Regions from separate parts of the Homo sapiens genome. Here region 1 is linked to region 2. The links are chromatin loops, found by intact Hi-C in ENCODE. Cell type or tissue: psoas muscle. All regions are shown on one strand. Each heading gives the region's core, and the rest is flanking DNA. Links, peaks and the distances in the headings are about the cores only. Region 1 has its middle 140 kb from the start of LINC02659. Region 2 overlaps CXCL12 (C-X-C motif chemokine ligand 12).

Evidence for each region. Peaks named below come from ENCODE experiments on the same cell type or tissue, not always from the same donor. Only the 100,000 strongest peaks of a DNase experiment are listed, where the experiment ranks them.
Region 1: it touches region 2 in a loop (2.2-fold over the local background); 8 of 110 quality-filtered maps call a loop at or near these places.

What each region holds. Positions count from the first base shown.
Region 1 is chr10:44,052,495-44,060,824 of GRCh38, reverse strand. No RefSeq gene overlaps it. Among named protein-coding and RNA genes, the nearest start is that of LINC02659, 140 kb to the right of the region's middle. In psoas muscle, for the core only: no CTCF peak of the experiment used is centred there; DNase peaks (open chromatin) are centred at 3,695 and 4,359.
Region 2 is chr10:44,370,280-44,378,569 of GRCh38, reverse strand. It overlaps CXCL12 (C-X-C motif chemokine ligand 12), which reads left to right. Exons shown (of 3, transcript NM_199168.4): 3 at 1-1,503. Among named protein-coding and RNA genes, the nearest start is that of CXCL12, 11 kb to the left of the region's middle. RefSeq lists enhancers at 1-193, 7,198-7,746. In psoas muscle, for the core only: no CTCF peak of the experiment used is centred there; no DNase peak of the experiment used is centred there.

The DNA.
Region 1 (8,330 bases), core at 110-8,109, 320 kb after region 2:
TGTTTTTGAGCCTCTCTCTAACTGTGGACTCCCTAGGAGGAATATAGAATATGACTTCTCTTTAAAATCTCTCCTCCTGCTTCCACTCAGTGTCTGACACATAAGAAGTGCTTAGTAAAAGTTGATTGAAGATGTTAAATGTTTTCCTTTTGAAATAACAAGAAGAAAAACAAAGACGAGGAATAAACTCTACACCCCCTGTCCCCTACCCTGACTTTGCTTTTTTGGGGCAGAAAGAGGCATGTTGGGCCAGCACATCTGAGGATGTGGCCTTGAGCACAGTCCAACAATTAATCTACTCATCCCTATTTGCATCTGGGTGGGACCCGGCAGGGCTTTAATTGGATGCATGCACTTTCTGGGTGGAGAATGTGGCCCTGAGATTTCCTTTTCTGCAGCAATGAGACTACCCACCCCTCAGCTTCCCATTCTCAGGACATGTGAGCCCCCACGTGCACACAGGCACAGAGGGTCATTAATCACTCCCACCACCTGATTAAAGGAATTCTCCAGACCAGGAAAAAAAGCTGTGCTATAAAAAGACTTTGAATTATAGAGTCCCTCTGCACCAATACTTCCAAATCAGGCAATTTATTGCAAACAACCAATATCTCATTCTCAGGCCATTAACTAAAATAGGAAAATATCATCTTAAATTCTAAAAATAACAAAGGACACACTGTAATAGGTTTCCAGTTCTGGACAAGTGGATGGGTGCTTAGCATGATGAAAACCTCAAGAACTTGGAATATGACTTTTCCTTTCCCAAACCCTCCACATTGGAGGCCACAATCTCAAGTAGGACCTAGCACTCTTAACCACTGGTGTTTTGTCCTTAATCTTTCCCATTTCACAGCCACAATACCACCCTGGAACCAGAGATTCCAGAGTAAAGCCCAAAACAAAATCATTTTTATTCAAATTAAATAACTGAATGGATTTGGCGTTTAAGAGGGGCCGCCGAAGGCTCCCTTGCTGTGTGTTGCTGCTGTTGCGTTGTTTTGATTTTGTGCAACTCTGGAGAGTCACAAAGGAGCAGAAGAGACTGGACCCTGTTAGGATCCCTGAAGCCCCCATTCCTGAAACTCGGTCTTCAAGACCACTGGTAGATCTTTAACACCAAAGCCAGCAGCCTTCTTGGCTCTCCGTCAGCATCAGAGTCTGTGCATGGCTTGGCCCTTGAGCTCTTGATGAGGTCAGGGCAGCAGGGACACTTGGGTCTGAAGATCAGTGTCCGGGAGCCACCAGGTCAGGAAAGCAGGGTGCAGCCTGGCCTTGAATTGATGGAAACCAACACCCTGCATCCCTGACCCTGGATACACCCGAGGATGCACTGTCTAGGGAGACTTGGACAACCCATCCTCAGATGCAGGTTGCCCTGGGGGTCTGAGGGCCTGGTCCCACCCATCCTGAACTCCCTGGGGATGTGTCTGACCCCAGCCTATTGGGAACACCCGAGCAAGTCCTTTGGCAACTGTAACCTGATTGCTTTGACATCGCCATCTCTCTAGGACTCCCAGGGACACAGCCTGTCCTTGGGGTGCCTCCAGCCCCTGCTCAGTTACCTTCCCAGAGTGCCCACCCTACTACATCCCCAAACTCAAAAGTGACCTTCCACTTCCTTCACATCTATTAACCCAACCAAGACCCTTCATCCCATGGTGGAACAGAGTTAAATCTTTAGGAATTAATTGATCAAATGTCTTTGCCCTGAGGAAGAAATGGATGCTGTTGAATACTGAACCCTCTAGGATGGGTACTTCTCCATAGTTCAGGCATGTCTTCCTTGGGGATGGATTGATTTCAGTGTGTGTACATTTGCCCTCAACAGTCCCAATATAGAATTGTGTTTCTTACTCTCTAAAAGGCTGTCACATGCATTATTCTATTTAGTGTATTGCAATCATATTCTGAGAAATAGGTGTCAGAGAGCTAACAGAGAGGAGGACTTTCCCAAAGTACACCCAGCAAAAGTGGCCAGTCGTGCCTTGGGAAGCCTGTTGTCTACCAAGCCCTTCCCCATCTGAGATCTGAAGCCTTGGATGTCAGACATTTCCGACCTCAGAGATGCCCAGCCAGGCACCACAGAGAAACCAGAATAGAAAGAAAGGCCTTCAGGGCCTGGGACCCTCCGAGGCATCCAGTCACACTCAACAGCATTGTGGTTTACTGGTACTTATAGGAGGCATTGTAGGGCCTTTGCATGCCCAGACACTCTGAATTGACCATGGACTGGCACCTGTACAAATGCTCATTTGCCACCATGCAAAGCTGGTCACAGGTTTCATCATCATAATCATCATGCCCAAGCTCTTCTGCCCATGCATGTGTACGTACACACATGCATATTCATGTGCACACACTCATGCACACACACACACGTGCACACACACAAACACATGTGCATATACATGCACATCTCTGAGATCCTCCAAGACCATTTCCAGCCACAGCCCTCACCTGAGATTTGAGCTTGACACGCTTCACCCCCAGGCTCCCAGGATTGCCTTAGCCTCTCCTTTTGGATGGTCCTTGAGTCAATCTGAGCACCTTCTCTCAGGCACAGAATTGGGAATCATTTTATGGTCCCAGATACTGTGGTGGAGGACCAGACAGCAAAAACAGAACAGATCAAACATTCTCAGGCAAATAGCCTCTTTGCTAATGCCTTCTGAAGGAAACAGCAAGCATGAGCAGTGATTCAGCACCTCTGACAGAAAAGACAGAGTGATAAATAGTCGCAGAGCAATGATAGGATTTGCATTCCTCATAATGAAATGGAGAAGGTTAGATCAAGAGGACCATTTCAACCAGCAGGGGATCTTTTCATCAATAGATTATCCACTGGCTGACCGACTGTCCACTTGTTTGTGTGTCTATTTGTCTGTCTGTCCATTCAGGGAGACTGCTTGAGTCATAACAGCCTGTCAGTTTCACACTAAGGCAAGACAGAGAAGCCACACATTTTTGGACATTTAATAGAGGACGTTTTCTGTTCTGTGTTTTCTCCTTTAAGGGAAGATGCTCTTGATAAGGCAGGGAGGGGCTGAATCAGGAACTGCCAAAGAGAGGTGGCCTCCTGATGGGTAGCAAACAAGGAGGAGGAGCTGCTGACACTTATTTGGGTTTTATAACCTTGGGCACACCTGGCCACGCTGTTTTCCTTCCCATTAAACTTCCCTTGGCTGAGCTGGCAGACAAGGTCGTCGGTGGTCCTGGGATGATAGGCTAATTTGGAGGAGGCAGCGGGCTCATTCCCACGCCGTGGGGGAGGGGACCGTGCGCCGCCTTGGATGATGAAAGCTCTAAGCAGTGTGCTCCCTGGCCCCTTTCTCGGGAGGGGTCATGCAAGCAGGCTGAGCTTTGAAAATGCAGGGGGCTGTCTGCCCTTGGAAGGTGGGTCCAGTCACCGTGGAGACAAGCCATCTGAAAGGATCCCCCAGATCCCACACCAGTGAATTTTCCCTAGGGTCCTCTGAAAGCTCAGACTACAAAAGATGGTGGTGGTCTGACTTCTGTTGCACATTCAGGACAAACATTCATCACACCGAAGGCCCGGCGAGGCTGGGTTTTGATCTCTTATTTACATAGTCCTTCTCTCTGCAGCGTTCCAAGAGATCCGTGTCCCAGCCAGCCTCGGGGACCTCCTGGGGCCGGCATCACCTCCTTGTGCCTGTTCCCGCCCCATGTGTTTGTGCAGCTTTTGCCGCCTCCGCTCACGTGACTCGGTGAACCTCGCTCTCGCTGCATAGCAAGTGCACTTGTGGTTGGAGGATTCGGGTCCCTCACAGCTGCACCCAGCGGGGAGGGAGGCTGCTCACCCAAAGAAGGCTTCCCTATTCTAAACAGTACTCTGGGGTGGGTATTTTTCCTTCTTTCTTTTCAAAAAGGAAGCATCCATCCAGAGTCATTTTGTCTCCTCAGATGGAGCAAGCCAGAGTTAAGTTGTCAAATACCAGTAGGCAGAGGTGACTGAATGGTAGGTGCTGGGTACAGCATTAAACGCTTTTCTGCAATATCTTGGTAACCCTCTACTCTGCAAACAAAGAATGGGAACCTCCTGAGGTCCCATTTGGCCAGTGAGTGGTGTCTCCAAGATTACTGCCCAGGTCTGATTCGGACTCTTCTCCTTCCCCTTCATTACCATGGACCCTCCCTTTCACAGCCACCCCCTGCTCCTGTTAGGTCCATTTTCCCAGACCTCCCATCCTGCCTGCTTCATTTTATTTGTCTGACAGAGGCCTGCGTGGGCTGCAAAGACCTCCACGTGTGGGGCCTATGAGAACAAGCGGAGCCCCAGACAGAGCTCTAGTGTCTCTCCAGCGGCCACAGGGCTTAGCTGGTGTCCCATTGTGGGAACGTCCAGACCTGCAGACAGGCTTAGTATTTCCTCCTTCAGATGGCGTCGGGCCCTAAGCCCTGGGCTCAGAACCCGCTGCAATCAAAAGCAGATGTGCTATCATGGAATCCGAGGCGCGGGGGCCAGAGATGACCTTCACAATCACATCCACCTCATCCCACAGGACCTGACTCCAGGCTATTCCATGAAACCTCCCCCACCTCTTCACCCAGCCGAGTTTTAAATATCTGGATTACAGACATTTCTGCTGTAGTCCGAAAATGAGGAAATGCTCTCATTCCCCTAGGAGTCTGATCACTTACCATCTTCAACCTGATTCTATGTCTCTTTGAACTTTAATATCCCCTGTGCACCATGGGGGTCTGTGTGTTCAGGAACATCATTAAAAGCTGAATGCGAGGGGAGTCTGAAAACATTCAGAATTTCTTTGAACCACATGAGTCTTTCTGGTAGGTTCACACTTGTTCCTGAAAAATATAATGAGACTTCTGTGCTATTTATCATCTTCATCACCAGCCAACATTCATTCAACATCTACTACCTACTCATTTCAGTAGTAATGAGTCCACTCACTAGGTGGACAGAGTGGTACAAAAATACAAATATATTTTTTAGATGCCTTGCATGGCCTCAAGGAGCACTGATGCAAAACCCCAGTCTGATGAGATTACAAAAGCAGCTATTTCCATCCTGGAAGTGTAAAATATTTCATGGAAAAAGTAGCCTTTCACATCCTAACTGAAGATGATTTTATTTATTTTTTAAGCAGCTTCATTGAGGTATAATTGATATACAAGGAACTATACATATTTAATGTGTACAATTTGATGGCTTTGGTCATATGCAAACATCTGTGCTACCATCACCACCTCAAAGTAGTAAACATATCAACACCTCCCATAGCTTCCTTATGCCTCTTTCTTCATCTGTTTTGTTTTGTTTTCTTTTGTGATGGAGTCTTCCTCTGTCACCCAGGCTGGAGTGCAGTGGTGCAATCTCGGCTTACTGCAGTCTCCGCCTCCTGGGTTCCAGCAATTCTGCTGTCTCAGCCTCCCGAGTAGCTGGGACTACAGGCGCATGCCACCACGCTTGGCTAATTTTTGTATTTTTAGTAGAAACAGGGTTTCATCATATTGGTCAGGCTGGTCTCGAACTCCTGACCTTAGGTGATCCACTCGCCTCAGCCTCCCAAAGTGACGGGATTACAGGCATTAGCCACTACTCTTGGCTGCCTCTTTCTTTTTTAAAGTTATTCAACTGTTATTTTAGATTCGGGAGTGCATATGCAGGTTCATTACATGGGAATGCTTCATGACGCTGAGGTTTGGGGTACAAAGGATCCCATCACCCAAGCAGTAAGCATGGTAGCTGAGAGGTAGTTTTACAGCCCCTGACCCCTCCACCCCGCCCCCCCCACTAGCCCCGAGGGTCTGTTTTCCCTTCTTGATGTCCACAAGTACCCAATGTTTAGCTTGCACTAAGTGAGAACATGCAGTATTTGGTTTTCTGTTCTGGAGTTAACTCACTTAGGACAATGGTTTCCAGTTGCATCCACGTTACTGCAAAGGACATGATTTCATTCTTTTTATGGTTGCATAGTGTTCCATGGGGTATATACCACATTTTCTTTTTCCAACCCACCACTGATGGGCACCTAGGTTGATTCCATGTCTTTGCTGAAGGTGACTTTAACAGATAGAAAAATCACTCAAGGAGGAGGATGCTTTCCAAACACGGAAAGGTCATGACAGCTCAGCACACAGTGGCCAAGGAGTTGAGAACATTCTACCATCACCAGGAATTAGAGGAGATGACTACAACTGGGGGAGGGCAGGGGGTGGCAGACATGAGGCAGCTGAGTGGTACCCAGACTGTGAAGAGCCTTGTGGTTCAGGGAGGAGGACCTTCATCCACCACTTTCAAACTCCCATGGTGCACCTGTCCAGGATGACAGAGCTATGGGAAGAGTGGGTCAGGCCACCTGGGCAGCAGCAGGGAGGCCACAGCTTCTTTCCTTGGCTAAATGCTCCTCTAGGTGAAGAAAGAATCCCTTCTAGGCACATCCTTCCACCTGTTCACCTTCTGTGCCTCCTTTAAGGGCTGTTTAAAGTGTAGCCTTCCCTAACCCTCCATCGCTGCCCTTCCACCATATGCAGTGCCAGGCTTCTTTCTCTCCACTCCCACCCGCAGCCTGGATGTGTTTCCACGAGAGCATTTAGTCTATCTCCTGTGACCATGGATGAACCTGCTTGTCCCCCTCACTTAAGCGAGGAAAGGTTCCTCACTCATCACACCACATAGGTCTCTTAGGACAGTGCTAGAGACACCCACCTGTTCACAGCCACAGATTGAGTGCACAAGAAGCACACAACACAAGTTTGCAGGTGGGCAGGGGCAAGCAGGTGGGTGCACCATTTCCAATGAGGTCTTAACGCCATAAATGTGAGCACCTGCTGGAGGCTCAGGGAGGCAAAGAGCTGAGACAGGGAATGGCTGTTAAGGGGGTTCCTGCCCTTCTTCCTCCAGCTTTCCAATGGAGACAGGCTCTGAAAGTACATGTGACCATGCTTCTCAAGCCAGAGAGAAACACGGTGGAATTAAGGTCTGGAATCTCAGCCTTAGGTAGCTTCAGTGGCCACGGTACAGTTGCAAACATCCAGCGAGTACTTTCTATGGACAAAACAATAGGCAGCCTGCAGTGAGAGGTGGGAGGTGAATTAATCAGGCCCAGAGGAGGTGAAGTCTCACATCCCCAGGAGAACAGAGCCCTAGGGAGCCAAGGAATGAGTGCTTGCCTCCAGCTTGGGAGAAAGAGCCATGCCCCAAACAAGGGCAGAATGGGCTGGAATATTTTGAAACTATTTTCCCCTGACATCATGACACTATTCTCTGGGAATGACTGTAAAGTGTGAGAGACTGAATCTTAAATCTAGATGGTAGATTGATAAAACATAAGTGAAAACTAACATGGCATGCCAATGAAAATATTCCCTAACTCACACTCTTAAGCCAGGCTTTCCTAACCTCTTCACATTTTTTTTTCTTTTTTGAGACAGAGTCTCACTCTGTCACCCAGGCTGGAGTGCAGTGGGTGCAATCTCAGCTCACTGCAACCTCTGCCGCCCAGGTTCAAGCAATTCTCTTACCTCAGCCTCCCAAGTAGCTGGGATTACAGGTGCCTGCCACTGCACCTGGCTAATTTTTGTATTTTTAGTAGAGATGGGATTCCACCATCTTGGTCAGGCTGGTCTTGAATGTCTGACCTCGTGATCCACCTGCCTGGGCCTCCCAAAGTGCTGGGATTACAGGCGTGAGCCACCGTGCCTGGCCACCTCTGCACTATTGATTATTGACATTTTGGCCCAAATGACTCCTTGTGTGGGAAGCCAACCTAAACATTGTAGAGTGTTTAGCAGCATCCCAGGCCTCTACCCACTAGATGCCAGTAGCACCTCTCTCCACAGATGTGACAACCAAAGCACACATTGCCAAATGCCTGGGAGGTGGGTGGAAATCACTTGATTTGGGGTTGAGAACCACTGCCTTAAACCCAGTCAGCCATCATGTCCACCTCTCCAGATGCCTCCTCTGCTCTTCTGATGCAAACTGCACCCCTCATTACCCACCCACCCCAGCTTAGAAAATACCCAAGCGCAAGAGAGGCTGCCCGCATTCCCTCTGCAGACTCATCATCTCTCAGATGTCTCCCCACCCAGTCATGACGACTAGTGGCCCTGCACTCACCCAGCTCTATGAATAGTGTCCATGTGCATCCCAATGCCACCACTCCACTCAAAGGGAGGTCCCTGCTCTCATTGCTTGCCCCCTGTGCTTCCTCCCTTGGTGCATCACCCACTTAGAGGGAGCCTATCCCCTTCTGGATGCCTCCCACACCAATCCTAGCTGCTTTACCTTAGCAAGAAATGCATTCCAGGTCTCAAATTTTCTCATCTATAAAACAGCAATGTAA
Region 2 (8,290 bases), core at 1-8,000:
ATGAAAGGGCAAAGACGTGGGGGAGGGGGCCTTAACCATGAGGACCAGGTGTGTGTGTGGGGTGGGCACATTGATCTGGGATCGGGCCTGAGGTTTGCCAGCATTTAGACCCTGCATTTATAGCATACGGTATGATATTGCAGCTTATATTCATCCATGCCCTGTACCTGTGCACGTTGGAACTTTTATTACTGGGGTTTTTCTAAGAAAGAAATTGTATTATCAACAGCATTTTCAAGCAGTTAGTTCCTTCATGATCATCACAATCATCATCATTCTCATTCTCATTTTTTAAATCAACGAGTACTTCAAGATCTGAATTTGGCTTGTTTGGAGCATCTCCTCTGCTCCCCTGGGGAGTCTGGGCACAGTCAGGTGGTGGCTTAACAGGGAGCTGGAAAAAGTGTCCTTTCTTCAGACACTGAGGCTCCCGCAGCAGCGCCCCTCCCAAGAGGAAGGCCTCTGTGGCACTCAGATACCGACTGGGGCTGGGCGCCGCCACTGCCTTCACCTCCTCTTTCAACCTCAGTGATTGGCTCTGTGGGCTCCATGTAGAAGCCACTATTACTGGGACTGTGCTCAGAGACCCCTCTCCCAGCTATTCCTACTCTCTCCCCGACTCCGAGAGCATGCTTAATCTTGCTTCTGCTTCTCATTTCTGTAGCCTGATCAGCGCCGCACCAGCCGGGAAGAGGGTGATTGCTGGGGCTCGTGCCCTGCATCCCTCTCCTCCCAGGGCCTGCCCCACAGCTCGGGCCCTCTGTGAGATCCGTCTTTGGCCTCCTCCAGAATGGAGCTGGCCCTCTCCTGGGGATGTGTAATGGTCCCCCTGCTTACCCGCAAAAGACAAGTCTTTACAGAATCAAATGCAATTTTAAATCTGAGAGCTCGCTTTGAGTGACTGGGTTTTGTGATTGCCTCTGAAGCCTATGTATGCCATGGAGGCACTAACAAACTCTGAGGTTTCCGAAATCAGAAGCGAAAAAATCAGTGAATAAACCATCATCTTGCCACTACCCCCTCCTGAAGCCACAGCAGGGTTTCAGGTTCCAATCAGAACTGTTGGCAAGGTGACATTTCCATGCATAAATGCGATCCACAGAAGGTCCTGGTGGTATTTGTAACTTTTTGCAAGGCATTTTTTTATATATATTTTTGTGCACATTTTTTTTTACGTTTCTTTAGAAAACAAATGTATTTCAAAATATATTTATAGTCGAACAATTCATATATTTGAAGTGGAGCCATATGAATGTCAGTAGTTTATACTTCTCTATTATCTCAAACTACTGGCAATTTGTAAAGAAATATATATGATATATAAATGTGATTGCAGCTTTTCAATGTTAGCCACAGTGTATTTTTTCACTTGTACTAAAATTGTATCAAATGTGACATTATATGCACTAGCAATAAAATGCTAATTGTTTCATGGTATAAACGTCCTACTGTATGTGGGAATTTATTTACCTGAAATAAAATTCATTAGTTGTTAGTGATGGAGCTTATAGACGTTTCTGGTTTATATAGTTAAGCCTGCCTGCAGTCAGGTGTCTGAGACCCCTTCTCACAGCCCATGTGTGACAGTGTATGGGCTTTTCTCACGAGCAGATTAGATCTGCAGCTCAAGTTTTTGGATCTTTTTTTTTTTTTTTTAACCCGATTGAAATAGCAGTGCTGGTTTTCTGAAGAATAATATTTGACTCACTAATTCGTCTTCCCTCCCTCCTCCTCCTTGGTTCTCCTAACTTCCCCATGTAATCCCCAGAGACTCAACCCTAGTAATATCAACCTTTTACATTTTCCCATGTAAAAATCCCATGACTCCAGGCCATGGTTAATATGAAGCTTTCACAGGGACAGGTGGCCTCACCCCATAAATCATTAAATACCATTCAGCTTGAATCATTTTAATGTGACAGTCACGAGCCAGTTGCTCTAATAAAATTCTGCTAACCAGCTCTCTCCCTTGCTCTCCAGAACAATCGCATTCATTCCCAGGAGTGTTCACAGGCGTCTAGAAAGGGGAAGGTGGGACCACTGCCTTTTTTCTCCTCTTCTGAATGGCAGTCTGAACCTGGGGCCTGCAGCCTCCAAAACGTTATTCAATTTGAAATGCAGACATTTCTTAGAGAAAGCTAAGAGTTCAGCCCTGCATTGAGAAGAAGAAAAAGTCCCATGAGAACAGGGCAGGGTGGGGTGACAAGGACCACGATGGCCAGCCTGGCCCTGGGTGTACCCTGAGATGTGGATTCCTTGTCCCCAGTGGGAATCAGGTTCAGGTTGGCAGATTGGCAGTCGCTGTAACCCATTCACAAAGGTGTTCTAGGAGCCCATTGAACATTTGTTTGAATGGAAGGAAATGTCCAATTTATTTTAATGAATTACTGATAAACAGTGCTTTGACCAGGGGCCTCCAGGCCTGAGACTGAAGGCACAGTTTAACCAGTACACGGGCCAGTGTTAAATCTTATGCAGACTGAGACGAACTTTTGTTTATTTCCACATTATTAATGGTTCTACTAATTTTATCTAAGGGGGCGCAGAGAAGAAAAAGTGGGGAAAAAAGAAAAGATAGGAAAAAAGAAGCGACAGAAGAAGAGAAAGGCTGCCCAGAAAAGGAAAAACTAGTTATCTGCCACCTCGAGATGGACCACAGTTCACTTGCTCTCGGCGCTTTGTAAATTTGCTCGATCCTCCTCCAGGACAGACCCCCATGCAGACTGGGCAGGGGCTCAGACTTCCGTGGGGGAGCAGTGCTTTGCTGCCCTGCCAGCCACACCGGCTTCTGTATTTATGTGCTTTTTAAGGCCCTTGTTGGTCTGCTAAGTTATGAAGAAAGTAGTTGTGCAGAGACTGGGGCGGGGGTCTGTGACGCGGAGCCTGTGTGCTCAGGACTCTGTCCAGAATAGCCTGGGAGCTCCAGGAATGCCCAGGTTGCTGAGCCCCCCAGCCCGCCCTCCACTTCCTCTCTTAGAAGGCCTGCGCTCACTGGGGAGCTCACCAGCTCCACACACTTGCAGTCTGCATTCCTGTGGAGACCAGGCTGTGGCCACCTGGCCAGTGTGCAGGGCAACCTGCTAGCAGAGGTGGCCTCGCCAGGAAGGGGGTGTGCCACCCCTCTGTGGCCCTCAGGAAAGGTGAAAACTGACTGACCCTTAGGAATGGGCCCTGGCTTTTTCCAAATACCCATTGCCTTTCCCTCCAGCACTCTGCCACCTGGGAAGGGGCTTCTTCAGCCCCTCCTTCCTGGGTTGTGGGAGTGGCTTTATCCCCAAGCCCGGGTGGGTTTCTGCAAACTGTGTGGGGTGAGCCCGAGGGAATGCTGCATTCTCAGAGAGCAGATGTGGAAACACTTCTCAGGGAGCTCCTCTTTGGGCAATTCTCTTTAGAGTCTTTAAACGGGTCCCCCACGTGGAGGACAGATGTGCTATGGAACTTTGCAAGGGTCCTGAATCCCTGGGGATCCCAGCCTGTCCCCTCCCGCCTCCTGCGTGATGGCGTGTGCTCCAGCTGCAGGGCACAGCTGCCTCTGTCCTCATTCATGGGAAATACCTTATCTGCCTAAAGCAAATACCACTTAAGCTCTAGGAACTTTCCTGCACCCTCCTTCCCTGCCCATGTAGATGTATGTGTGAGATTTTTTGGCAAGTTTCTCTAATCTGGACCGGGAGGATGGAAGAGCAAGGACCCCATTTCAGTAGTGCTCGGAAAAAGGATGCGTTGAATTTCTCAGCCCTTCTCCACCTCACATAAACACCCGCCCACCCTGCACCCGGATCCTGGGTCATAATTTTAATAAATGCAGAAAGAGAAAGTGGTTGGAGGATGGAGCACATGGAATTCAGGAGAAAACCCACAAAGACCCCTGCATGTCAGACACACCCTGTCCCGGAGCGTGGTGTCCCCTTGAGCTTTAATGAGCTCCCTGTGATCACAGCCATGCCTTCTCCTCGTTGGGGAGGTGTCCTAGGATGCTTCAGCCAAAGACCTTTGTTTCCCGCTGCTATCTCTTTTACCTGGACAACTCTCCTGGCCCACGTTCCTCTTGCCAGCACTGGGGGTCACAGGCCTGAGCCCTGGGTACAGGGGTGCCCTAGTCTTCTGCCCTCCCCACCTCTTAAGGCACAGAGCTGTTGGGTGGGCTGCCTGGGGCTGCCATCCTTCCCGTGGAAGCCAGTAGCCACTCTAGTCCATGGGACTCTTGACAAAAGCGCCCCGAGAGGGCAAACCTGTGCCCCCATACTCGCCTGCATTCTTCGGACTCCACATGCAGCAGGGCTTTGTGCCTGGGGAGGGGTGGCCAGTCTGTCCTGGTCAGTATGAAAAGCTGTTGGCCCCCTAGGGACAGAGGGCCCAGCTAAGGCTGCCTGAGGATACAAACTGCTTGCTATCCCACTCCTGGGGAGCAGGGTCTGCAGGGACTGAGAGTGGGTCCCACCTTGAGAACGCATGCAAGGTCCGTCCTGTCTTGATGTCTTGATGTGACTGTATGTGCCCTGGGGGCTCACTGTGGTTTACAAGTGGCTTGTGAAGCTCCTGGGAGCAGGTGGTACACCCAGTGCTGAAGACAGGGTCGCCGTGGAAGAGTGAAGAGCCTGACCGGGATTCCTGGTGGGTTGAAACTAGGAAGTGCTCACACCAGTCAGAGCCAAATGAGGGGTGCGCTATGGTCACTGCTCTGTCCAGCATGCGTTCCTCCTGGGAGGTCCTGGCCACCTGTGCACCCACCCCTGTGCCACCTCCAGCAGTCCCACCTGGGGCCACCTACGGTGGCATGGCCCCTGGCTGAGAGGCCCCGAGGGCGAAGGGTTACTGGAAGCCACGAAAGTGCCTCTTGGGACAGCCGAGGCCAGGATGCAGGGCAGCAGCATCCTGAGCCTCAGCCCCACGCCGGTGCCGGGTAAGCAGTGTGCCCTGTCCCCGTCGTATGACCACTCTGATGGGCCTCTCTGTGCCTTCGTGCGTCTGCCACGCCCAGTGCTTGCCACGTGTCTGTCCTCTGCTTTCTGCCATCCATGGGTCCCTCCGCTTCAGCCTGGCTGCGTCTCGCACTCCCCTCCCGTCTGTTGTCGCAGGGCCTCTGAAGGGAGATGCATGGCCAAGGTGGCAACTTGGAAGTAGGGATTGGCCCCAGGGCCTCCGCGCAGGCCGCTGTCCTTCTGGAGCTGGCTGGGTGTGGGGGGAACCTGCCTTAATGGTGTTTCCCTCTGTTCTTGTCAACAGGAGGTTCAAGATGTGAGAGGGTCAGACGCCTGAGGAACCCTTACAGTAGGAGCCCAGCTCTGAAACCAGTGTTAGGGAAGGGCCTGCCACAGCCTCCCCTGCCAGGGCAGGGCCCCAGGCATTGCCAAGGGCTTTGTTTTGCACACTTTGCCATATTTTCACCATTTGATTATGTAGCAAAATACATGACATTTATTTTTCATTTAGTTTGATTATTCAGTGTCACTGGCGACACGTAGCAGCTTAGACTAAGGCCATTATTGTACTTGCCTTATTAGAGTGTCTTTCCACGGAGCCACTCCTCTGACTCAGGGCTCCTGGGTTTTGTATTCTCTGAGCTGTGCAGGTGGGGAGACTGGGCTGAGGGAGCCTGGCCCCATGGTCAGCCCTAGGGTGGAGAGCCACCAAGAGGGACGCCTGGGGGTGCCAGGACCAGTCAACCTGGGCAAAGCCTAGTGAAGGCTTCTCTCTGTGGGATGGGATGGTGGAGGGCCACATGGGAGGCTCACCCCCTTCTCCATCCACATGGGAGCCGGGTCTGCCTCTTCTGGGAGGGCAGCAGGGCTACCCTGAGCTGAGGCAGCAGTGTGAGGCCAGGGCAGAGTGAGACCCAGCCCTCATCCCGAGCACCTCCACATCCTCCACGTTCTGCTCATCATTCTCTGTCTCATCCATCATCATGTGTGTCCACGACTGTCTCCATGGCCCTGCAAAAGGACTCTCAGGACCAAAGCTTTCATGTAAACTGTGCACCAAGCAGGAAATGAAAATGTCTTGTGTTACCTGAAAACACTGTGCACATCTGTGTCTTGTTTGGAATATTGTCCATTGTCCAATCCTATGTTTTTGTTCAAAGCCAGCGTCCTCCTCTGTGACCAATGTCTTGATGCATGCACTGTTCCCCCTGTGCAGCCGCTGAGCGAGGAGATGCTCCTTGGGCCCTTTGAGTGCAGTCCTGATCAGAGCCGTGGTCCTTTGGGGTGAACTACCTTGGTTCCCCCACTGATCACAAAAACATGGTGGGTCCATGGGCAGAGCCCAAGGGAATTCGGTGTGCACCAGGGTTGACCCCAGAGGATTGCTGCCCCATCAGTGCTCCCTCACATGTCAGTACCTTCAAACTAGGGCCAAGCCCAGCACTGCTTGAGGAAAACAAGCATTCACAACTTGTTTTTGGTTTTTAAAACCCAGTCCACAAAATAACCAATCCTGGACATGAAGATTCTTTCCCAATTCACATCTAACCTCATCTTCTTCACCATTTGGCAATGCCATCATCTCCTGCCTTCCTCCTGGGCCCTCTCTGCTCTGCGTGTCACCTGTGCTTCGGGCCCTTCCCACAGGACATTTCTCTAAGAGAACAATGTGCTATGTGAAGAGTAAGTCAACCTGCCTGACATTTGGAGTGTTCCCCTTCCACTGAGGGCAGTCGATAGAGCTGTATTAAGCCACTTAAAATGTTCACTTTTGACAAAGGCAAGCACTTGTGGGTTTTTGTTTTGTTTTTCATTCAGTCTTACGAATACTTTTGCCCTTTGATTAAAGACTCCAGTTAAAAAAAATTTTAATGAAGAAAGTGGAAAACAAGGAAGTCAAAGCAAGGAAACTATGTAACATGTAGGAAGTAGGAAGTAAATTATAGTGATGTAATCTTGAATTGTAACTGTTCTTGAATTTAATAATCTGTAGGGTAATTAGTAACATGTGTTAAGTATTTTCATAAGTATTTCAAATTGGAGCTTCATGGCAGAAGGCAAACCCATCAACAAAAATTGTCCCTTAAACAAAAATTAAAATCCTCAATCCAGCTATGTTATATTGAAAAAATAGAGCCTGAGGGATCTTTACTAGTTATAAAGATACAGAACTCTTTCAAAACCTTTTGAAATTAACCTCTCACTATACCAGTATAATTGAGTTTTCAGTGGGGCAGTCATTATCCAGGTAATCCAAGATATTTTAAAATCTGTCACGTAGAACTTGGATGTACCTGCCCCCAATCCATGAACCAAGACCATTGAATTCTTGGTTGAGGAAACAAACATGACCCTAAATCTTGACTACAGTCAGGAAAGGAATCATTTCTATTTCTCCTCCATGGGAGAAAATAGATAAGAGTAGAAACTGCAGGGAAAATTATTTGCATAACAATTCCTCTACTAACAATCAGCTCCTTCCTGGAGACTGCCCAGCTAAAGCAATATGCATTTAAATACAGTCTTCCATTTGCAAGGGAAAAGTCTCTTGTAATCCGAATCTCTTTTTGCTTTCGAACTGCTAGTCAAGTGCGTCCACGAGCTGTTTACTAGGGATCCCTCATCTGTCCCTCCGGGACCTGGTGCTGCCTCTACCTGACACTCCCTTGGGCTCCCTGTAACCTCTTCAGAGGCCCTCGCTGCCAGCTCTGTATCAGGACCCAGAGGAAGGGGCCAGAGGCTCGTTGACTGGCTGTGTGTTGGGATTGAGTCTGTGCCACGTGTTTGTGCTGTGGTGTGTCCCCCTCTGTCCAGGCACTGAGATACCAGCGAGGAGGCTCCAGAGGGCACTCTGCTTGTTATTAGAGATTACCTCCTGAGAAAAAAGGTTCCGCTTGGAGCAGAGGGGCTGAATAGCAGAAGGTTGCACCTCCCCCAACCTTAGATGTTCTAAGTCTTTCCATTGGATCTCATTGGACCCTTCCATGGTGTGATCGTCTGACTGGTGTTATCACCGTGGGCTCCCTGACTGGGAGTTGATCGCCTTTCCCAGGTGCTACACCCTTTTCCAGCTGGATGAGAATTTGAGTGCTCTGATCCCTCTACAGAGCTTCCCTGACTCATTCTGAAGGAGCCCCATTCCTGGGAAATATTCCCTAGAAACTTCCAAATCCCCTAAGCAGACCACTGATAAAACCATGTAGAAAATTTGTTATTTTGCAACCTCGCTGGACTCTCAGTCTCTGAGCAGTGAATGATTCAGTGTTAAATGTGATGAATACTGTATTTTGTATTGTTTCAATTGCATCTCCCAGATAATGTGAAAATGGTCCAGGAGAAGGCCAATTCCTATACGCAGCGTGCTTTAA